Linked DNA regions of Mus musculus: region 1 is linked to region 2. A link is a contact called in ENCODE Hi-C data. All regions are on one chromosome and are shown on one strand. Each heading gives the region's core, a stretch centred on a gene start or an enhancer-like site at or near the end of the contact. The rest is flanking DNA. Distances are from core to core; before and after follow the strand shown. Region 1 holds the start of H2-M3 (histocompatibility 2, M region locus 3). Region 2 holds the start of Ppp1r11 (protein phosphatase 1, regulatory inhibitor subunit 11).

Region 1 (4,144 bases), core at 881-3,380, 320 kb before region 2:
GGTGATGTCAGCAGGGTAGAAGCCCAGAGCCCAGCACCTCAAGGTAACATCACCTTTGGGTCTCGGGTGATGGGCCACATGTGCCTTTGGGGGATCTGGGTGGGGGAAAGGTGGAAAATTCAAGTATTTTGCATTATTTTTGGAGAGTCATTGGAGATCATAGGAGCATCCTCTGGATGGACAGAATTAGGGCACAGGAGGGATGTAAGCACCATACGGGAGTCTGGATCCAGGGACCTATCATGATCCATTCCTTGGAATGTTCTAAAATCAGGGTTAGTGCACTGGATAGTTTTATGTCAACTTGACACAAACTAAAGTTATATGAGAGGAGGGAATCTCCGTTAACAAAATGACAGCATAAGATCAAATTGTAGGCAAGACTAGAGGTCATTTTCTTAATTAGTGATTGATGCTGTGGGGCCCAACTCATTGTGGGTGGTTCCATCGCTGGGCTTGAGGTCTGGGTTCTATAAGAAAGCAGGCTGAGCAAGCCATGGGGTGCAAGACAGGAAGCAGCACTCCTCCATGTCATGTAGATCAGTTATTTGACTTTCTGTCCTGACTTTCTTCAATGACAAACAGTGCTGAAAGGGTAAGCCAAATAAACCCTTTCTTCCCCAACTTGCTTTTGGCCATGGTGTTTCTTTGTAGCAATAGAAGCCCTAAGAGAAAATCTAGTAGGGAGCTTCACATTTCCCATCTCTAGTCCTGATTAGGTTGAGCAGAGACTCACAGCATTAGTGCAGTGTGACTTCCAAAGACATTAGGGGTGTTGAGAGAACCAGACCTGAAAGAGGCCATGGTACACAATGAGCTGCAGACTGAATGGAAGTGGTTGGTTGTGTATCTCAGGGTGTTTTCTCCTTCCATTCTGGGACAGATTCAAATGTTCTGAAAGTAGGGTCAGCCCTGGGGACAGTCACTCTCTGATGTTGGATCAGGAAGGCCAGTACCACTCTTCCTCCTCCTTGTGCAGTATTCCAGCGGATCTGGTATTTCCTCCCTCCCCAGACATCAAGAGCCTCACTTGTATGTTTGAGGGGGTTATCTTTGCTTACTAAAAGTGGTTCCTAGTTGTTCCTCATACCTGCTCGCTGAAGAATCTCCTTGCCATTCCGCAGGAATCTGTGGAGCAGCTCCAGGCACTCTCCCTCCACATAGGCCCTGAAGTACTCTGCTGTGCCAGCTGACTCTAAACGGCTCTTCGTGATCTGAGACACCATGTCCACTGCAGTCCAGGAGCTCAGGTCTTCATTCAGGGTGATGTAATCTGAGCCATCATACGCAGCCTGATAGTGGGCTCCAAGAAGGCGCATGTCTGGCCCTACCTCACAGGAAACCATCCACTGCAGGATGTGAGAGCCTAGCCACAAACAGGGTGTCAGCCTTAGCCACCTCACCCTGCTCCGCCCGCCAACAGGATTTGGACCTAAACTGAAAGTGAAACCGGTTAAAGGTTTCTGAGAGCTCTGAAGCCCAACTCCAAACATCTAACCTGGCACCCAGGGCTACTCTGGTTTGGCAGTAGACAGACAGGAAGGAGTCTGACCCAGGCTTAGGGTCACTCACCGCCTTCACTCTGGTTGTAGTAGCGGAGCAGGGTCCGAAGGTTTGCTCTGGCACTTTGTGCAATATTCTTGACCTTGAGTTTCAGCTCCTTCCAGTACTCTGGTCTTTCCTTCTCCATCCAAGGTGCACGAGGTTCCATCCTCGGAATTTCCTCAATGCTATCACAGCGCTGAAACTGCACGTCGTCAACATAGCCCACAGAGATATACTGGGGCTCCCCACGGCCCGGCCGTGACACCGCAGTGTGGAAATAGCGCAGTGAATGTGAGCCTGGGGGCGAGGCAGGGTAACTTCAGAACTCTTCCCTGATAACCCCGGGCCAGTGAACAAGCATTGGGTTGGGGGTGGGGCAGGGAGCGGAACTCAGGTCCCGGCAGAAAAGGGATCCCCGAGCACCTGGTCCCGATGCCGTGATCCTCTCTTTAGAGGTTATTTACTTCCCGACCCCTGAACTCACCAGAACCTGTTTGGGTAACAGCCAAAGAGACCACCACCATGTGCAGGAGAGCGCGGTTGCTTGAGGACCCCATCCTTCCCGTGGTAGCCCTGATTAGATTCGCTAAGTACACGCCAACCAATTAGAATGGGAATTGGAGAAGCGTCATCAGTATCCGGGCAAAAGTACCCGACAAAGTTTACAGAGTTACAGAGAAGTGAAACCTCAGAGGAAATGGGGGAATCTCCAATGCTGGGTTAAACCTGGAAACTGGGCTTGGATTTGATCTCTGTTCTCCTACACTGAGTACTTAATGTCACGTTTCCTAGAACATTTTTAATATTCTAGGATCAGTATGTTCTCTAAAACAAACAAAACGGTTTTTTTTTCGTTTTGTTTTATGTGTACTGATGTTTTGCTTATATTTATGTATGTGCACCTCATGAATGCCTGGTGACAGCAGAGGCTAGAAGTGGGCATCTGACACCCTGGAACTTGTGATACTGGTCCTATCAATTGCCACATGAGTTCTGGAAATAAGACCCAGGCAAACTCCATGGATAAGTTTTATGAGTTAGGTCTACCAATAATTATCACTTGGGGTGCACACTTATAAACCCAGTCTCCAGGACATATAGGATTTTGGAAGGAGTTCAAGGTTGTCTTCAGCTAGGGAGTTCAGTAACACAGTGAGATGAGGAGCTCTGGTAAGAAATGTTCCAAGAGGTCTTATGGTCAAACCTTTTAGTTATTAGGAGTGGAAGCCCCTGAGTTTTTCTTGTTTGCAAGCTCTAAAGTCCTCCCATCCCACTGGGGATCCAAGCAAGAGTTCTTGGAATCAGTGTAGGCACAGGAAACTGACTTGGATGCAGATTCATTAACACAGTTGGCAATTTGGGAAATAGCTCTGGCAGATAGAAAACAAGGACAATATTTAAACAAAAATATTGAGATAAAGACTAATGAATCTAAAGTTGATTTTAGCAGTTTGATGGTTTGCCATAGACAATATGATTACTCAATTTTCACTCAGAAATCATATTAGTCACAAATGTCATAAATGAACTGTTTAGATGGTATGCTGTATTTCAATAGGCCCACTTGCTGTATATAAACAGCAGTCCCTACAGGTAAATTAGCCAAACTCTCACCCCTATTGCTCAATTTCCATGTTGTTTTGTCTTGTTTTATATTTTGAGACAGGGTTTCTTAGTCCTATCTGTCCTGGACTCAATTGGTAGTTGATGTGGCCTTGAACTCACAGAGATCCTCCTGCCTCTGCCTCCTGAGTGTTGGGGTCAAAGGTGTGCAATGCCATGCCTGGTTCAGACTCCATGTTTGATCACAAATGATCCACGGTGTCAGTAGAACTCAGCTTAAAGCTCGTCATTTTAATTTGCAGTATATTACTCTAAGTTTCATGACTTTCTGCATTCACTATATGTTGGATTTCTCAAGAACTGCTGTGGCGCTGCCCCACCTTTGATATTATTGCCACCCTTTCCTCTCTTGTAATTGGCCAAAGGTTTTACCAAAATGTTATTATTTTCAACATCAATGAAATGACTAGAACAAAAAGAAAATGAGTGGCTTGATTCTTATGGGAAATGAAATTTGGACAGAGTGATTCCTTGGAGAGAAAACCCCAAGATGTTAATGCCCAAGATGCTGCTGGGAAAGTATGAGAGGGTTCATTCTGGTCTTCCCTCTGTCAGAACACAAAGTGAGATCTGCTGAGATTAAGTATTGTAAGTATAAGTAAATTCATCTATCCATTTTAAAGTATGTACTGCAGCTTAGACTGATGTAATACTGGCATAAAATTTCTCTCATTTCCCCCTATTTCTATATCTCTCACTTTCTCTTTTACCCCTCCCTTCTTTCATCCCTCACTCCCATCCTTCCTTAGACAAGTTGTCCTATAGGCCAAGCTAGTGTGAAAATCTCAATGTAGCTCAGGTGAACTAACCTTTTCAACTCTTTTTTAAAAAATTATTAATTCAGTTTTTTTTTATACTTTAAATCCCTATCACAGTTTCCCCTTTCTCCTTTCTTCCCAATCTCTCCCTTTCCACTCCCCTCCCTCTCTCCTCACAAAAGGATCCTCCAATGGATATCAACCCTCCTTAGCATTTC
Region 2 (4,192 bases), core at 1,181-3,680:
ATCGGTCTTATTCCAAAGGAAATTTAGGTGAAGTAGAGATATAGATATAAAAAAAGAAAAAACTATAATAAAATGATGGAGTCTGGAATGAGGTTTTTATGGGTCTAAGAGATTCCCCATGACCATAAACAAATTAATAAGAGTCTTTATTAAATACTCATGGCACCAAGATTGCAATTGAGAGCATTCCCAAGAAGCAGCATCAAAGCTTATAAAGTTAGAAACCACCAGATTACATATATTCTGTCTACACATAGGCAGAGTCTAATTTTAGCATATGTCTTGCAGTTAGTTGTCTTAGCCATTGAGCAGAATAGGTAAATTTGATTACAAAAGCAGAAATAGTCTTATGGCCTATTATCTTGCTAGAATAGCAAATTTTACAAGAGCAGTCAATTTAATTTTTTTTTTTTCTGCAAGTATAACAGAGTATCATTAATAGTGTCCGGGACTGGTGCCTGCCCATGGGATGGGTCTCAAGTTGGACAGGGTTATTGGTTGGCCATCCCTTAGCCTCTGCTCCATCCCCTGTGCCTGCCTTTCTTATAGACAGAACAAATATCAGGTTCAAAGTTTTGTGGGTGGATTGGTGTGTCTTGATCCACTGAGGTCCTGCCTGACTACAGAGGTAGGTTCTTCAGATTCCATGTCCCTGATGTGTGAATCACGGCTAAGGTCACCTCCACTGACTCTTGGGTGCCTCCTCTATCCCAGGTCTCTGCCTCATCCTGGGAAGTTCTCCCCCAACCCCTCACCCCTGCTAGTTGCAGATTTCCATTCATTTTCATGGCCATCTAGCCAACTCTTCCTGTCCTTCCCCACACTGGATCCTGACTCCACCCTATTCCTTTCCCCATTGCCCCACCTTCCCAGTTCCCTTCCTCCATCTGACTTATGACTATTCCCCCTTCGAAATGAGATTCAAGAGTCCTCACTTGGGCCATGGAGTGTACTGTGGTACCTGTATTTTGTGGATAATATCCACTTATAATGAGTACATACCATGCTTCTTGTCCTCTGAGAGGCTCCACCCAGCTGCTCACTCAAGATACAGATACCCATAGCCAAACACTGGAAGGAGCTTGGGGACTCTTATAGAAGAATAGAAAGAAGGATTTCAAGTCCCAAAGGGAATAAGAACATCATAGGAAGACCAAATGAGTCAACTAACCCTTAGGACTCTCAGAATCTGAACTACCAAGCAAAGAGCATACATGGGCTGGACCTAGTCCTCCCCTCACATATGTAGCAGATGTGCAACTTGGTTGTCATGCGGGTCCCAAACAACTGGATCAGGGACAATCCCAAAAGCTGTTGCTTGTACATGGGACAGGTTCTTCTAGCTGGGCTGCCTTGTCTAGCCTCAGTGGGAGAGGAAGCACCTAGTGTCGCTGAGATTTGAAGTGTCAGGGTGTGGGGATAGCCAGGGGGATCCCACCCAACTCAGAGAAGGGGATGGGGATGGGGGAAGGATTGTGGGAGGGAGTACCTGGGAGAGGGGCAGTGAACAGGGTGTAAAGTGAATAATAATAATAATAAAATAATTCTTTGTTGGGTGGTGGTGGTGGCCTTTGATCCCAACACTGGAGGAGGCATAAGCAGGTAAGTTTCTGAATTTGAGGCCAGTCTGGTCTACAGAGAGAGTTCCAAAAGGGCCAAGGCTACACAAAGAAACCCTATTTGGGAAAACAAAACAAAACAAACAAACAAACAAACAAACAAACAAAAAAAAACCTTCAATGTCTGGTTAAAAGAGGTAGGCGGGCTGCCACGACAGTTTGTACAAGCTAGGAGCTTACAAATTAGAGCCCCCTCCCCCCGTTTGGACTCTCGAGCATAGTAAGCCTAAATGAAAACCATTACAAGGACAATACAAAAAAGATGCACTTATATGTATTATACATATATCTTATCTAAATCTAGTTTCTCATTGTAAGGAAACAAAAACTGGTATTTTTGGATGGATAGTGGAGAGATTTAACAAAATTTAACCAGATGAATTTGGATTTGTTACTCTGCCCCCTGCATCTAACCTTTGCATTCCTCAAACTGGGAGCTAAATGGTAATCTAGGTGTTTCAGGCTTTAATCTTAGGGCCTACTACAGTCAAAAAATTTCAGGTTTAGTGTACCTTCACTGGGATATCAACAAACAGGGAGACGGCTAGAACCCAGTGTATTTCCTGCTCCTGGAAAACCGCTCCTTGACAGAATGATAAAAAGGAATTTGGAGATAGCTCCCTGTCCCACCTAATTTTTTCACCTAAGCTTATGGATACAGCAGATAGGGTAAGGATTCTAGGCACACAGACCTCATCCTTTCAGCACAACGGCCTCGAGTTGACCAGCCAATGAACTTAAGCCTTGCCTAGCCCCACCCCCCCCACTATGACATCACTTCTGCCAACCTCAGCGTCTGCGCACTATTGCATTACGGCGGAACTATTCTGGCGACGCCTGCTTTGACCCAGGCGGTGGTGGGGAAGGGAAACTGTGTTCTGCAGGATGCGTCACAACCGGAAGTGAAAGGCCGGAAGTGGGGTTGGACAGGTTTTCCCCAGGGGTGGGGAAGCAGAGGCCGTGGAGGAGTAGGGGAGATTAAGAAGCTAGAGCATCCTGGCCTCTACTCCGAGTCTTGTACCGGTTCTCTTAGATCTCTGAGGCTCAGAAAAAGGAAAGGGTGTCTCATCCCGCTTTCTCGCTTTTCGCTTTAGCCATGGCGGAGACAGGGGCCGGGATAAGTGAGACCGTCACTGAGACAACGGTTACTGAGACAACGGTTACCGAGACAACCGAGCCAGTGAGAAAGGCGGGCAGGGGGTCTATTTAGGGGTCTGGGAGGCACTGGGAGGGGGAGGGGGGTTTGGAAAGTTGGTGGGTTTGGGATCTGGGACATCATGTGGGGTTTACTCTTATTGGGAAAATCGCAAGGAACTAAATAGAGATGCTTGGAGCCGCTCAAATGGTTCAAGTGACTGGTCAAGGATTGTTTAATCCGTAGTTACAATTAGAGTATAGGTGTTAAGGCTTGGGGTGGTGGTCTATGTACGTAATAAACGGAAACTGGGTTAAGGAGCCAGAAAGGTACTGGGAGGAAGTGAAACGCCATTTGAGAAGGCGTGGTTTTGGAGGCAAATGTACAGAACGAGTACTTACCAATAGTGCTTACCAATAGATAGTCATGGAATGGGTGCGTGTTAAAGCGGAGGAAATGAGGAAACAAGAAAATAAGGTGAAGTGTGTTTTGGCAGATCAGGGAGGAGAGAAGCAAATGAGCAAACAACTTTTGCAAAAACAAATTGCTTTCAAAGGGAGAAAGATGCGTTGGGTTTGACAATGTCTGGGTTGAAGGAGATTAGTAGTTTAGCAGTTATTACCAGAGATGCCAGAATGTTAAAGAATAAGTGGATAGGATTAGGGAGCCCTGGGCTTGAAGATGAGAGAAGAAAGAATGAAGGCTTTTTTGTAGAAGGAGGGTTTTGGATATTTGTTTTATTTTGATATGTGTGTGTGTGTGTGTGTGTGTGTAGGCCTGAAGTTAACCTCAGATGTCTGAGACATGGTCTATATTTATTTATTTATTTATTTACTTATGATACAGAGTCATTGTGCCTGGAGCTGGCCAAATAGGCTAGTCTGGCTAGCAAGAGATCTGCCTTTTTGCACCACCACCACCACCACATTTGACTTTTTGTTGTTGTTTTTGTTCCCGTGGATACAAGGGATCAAACTCAGGTCTTCATGCTTGCACCAAAAGAGCTTTACCAACAGAGATGTCTCCCCATCCCTGCTTTATTTTATTTTATTTTTTTCTGAGAAAATAGCTATACCATGTTGCAGAGGCCATTTCAGTCTCCCAAGTGCTGAGATTACATACCTCAGTCTCTTTAGAACATGAATAAGAGGTGTGAAGAAGAAAGTGAGATCAAAGGCCAGTCACAGGAAAGGGAGAAAATAACATTCATATATTAATGCCACCAAGGGTGATAGCGTTGGTTGTATCTTAGTTTGCCAATTTGCTGGCACCTTCCCTAGTTTAAGAATTGCCTTCTTTGCATACTATTGGTTATCAAGAACAGGGATTCATACTCTCCACAAACAGGCTGTCCTGCCTCTCCAGGGGCATGATGTGTGTTACTGACTGAGCCAGGGAAGAGAAAAAAGGAGGTTCCATAGGAAACAGGAAAAATCAA

The links. A loop is a pair of places that touch in the nucleus more often than their neighbours do.
Region 1: a loop to region 2 is called in a map of regulatory T cell, with 4 times the contacts of the local background. The contact joins the promoter of H2-M3 here to the promoter of Ppp1r11 in region 2. A Hi-C loop is called at or near these places in 2 of 37 maps with a recorded cell type or tissue (T-helper 1 cell and regulatory T cell).

The regions. Positions count from the first base shown.
Region 1 is chr17:37,268,220-37,272,363 of GRCm38, reverse strand. H2-M3 (histocompatibility 2, M region locus 3) reads right to left here and starts at 2,130. Exons shown (of 8, transcript NM_013819.2): 1 at 2,030-2,130; 2 at 1,573-1,842; 3 at 1,091-1,366; 4 at 1-95. The coding sequence starts at 2,102.
Region 2 is chr17:36,950,030-36,954,221 of GRCm38, reverse strand. Ppp1r11 (protein phosphatase 1, regulatory inhibitor subunit 11) reads left to right here and starts at 2,430. Exons shown (of 3, transcript NM_029632.3): 1 at 2,430-2,799. The coding sequence starts at 2,716.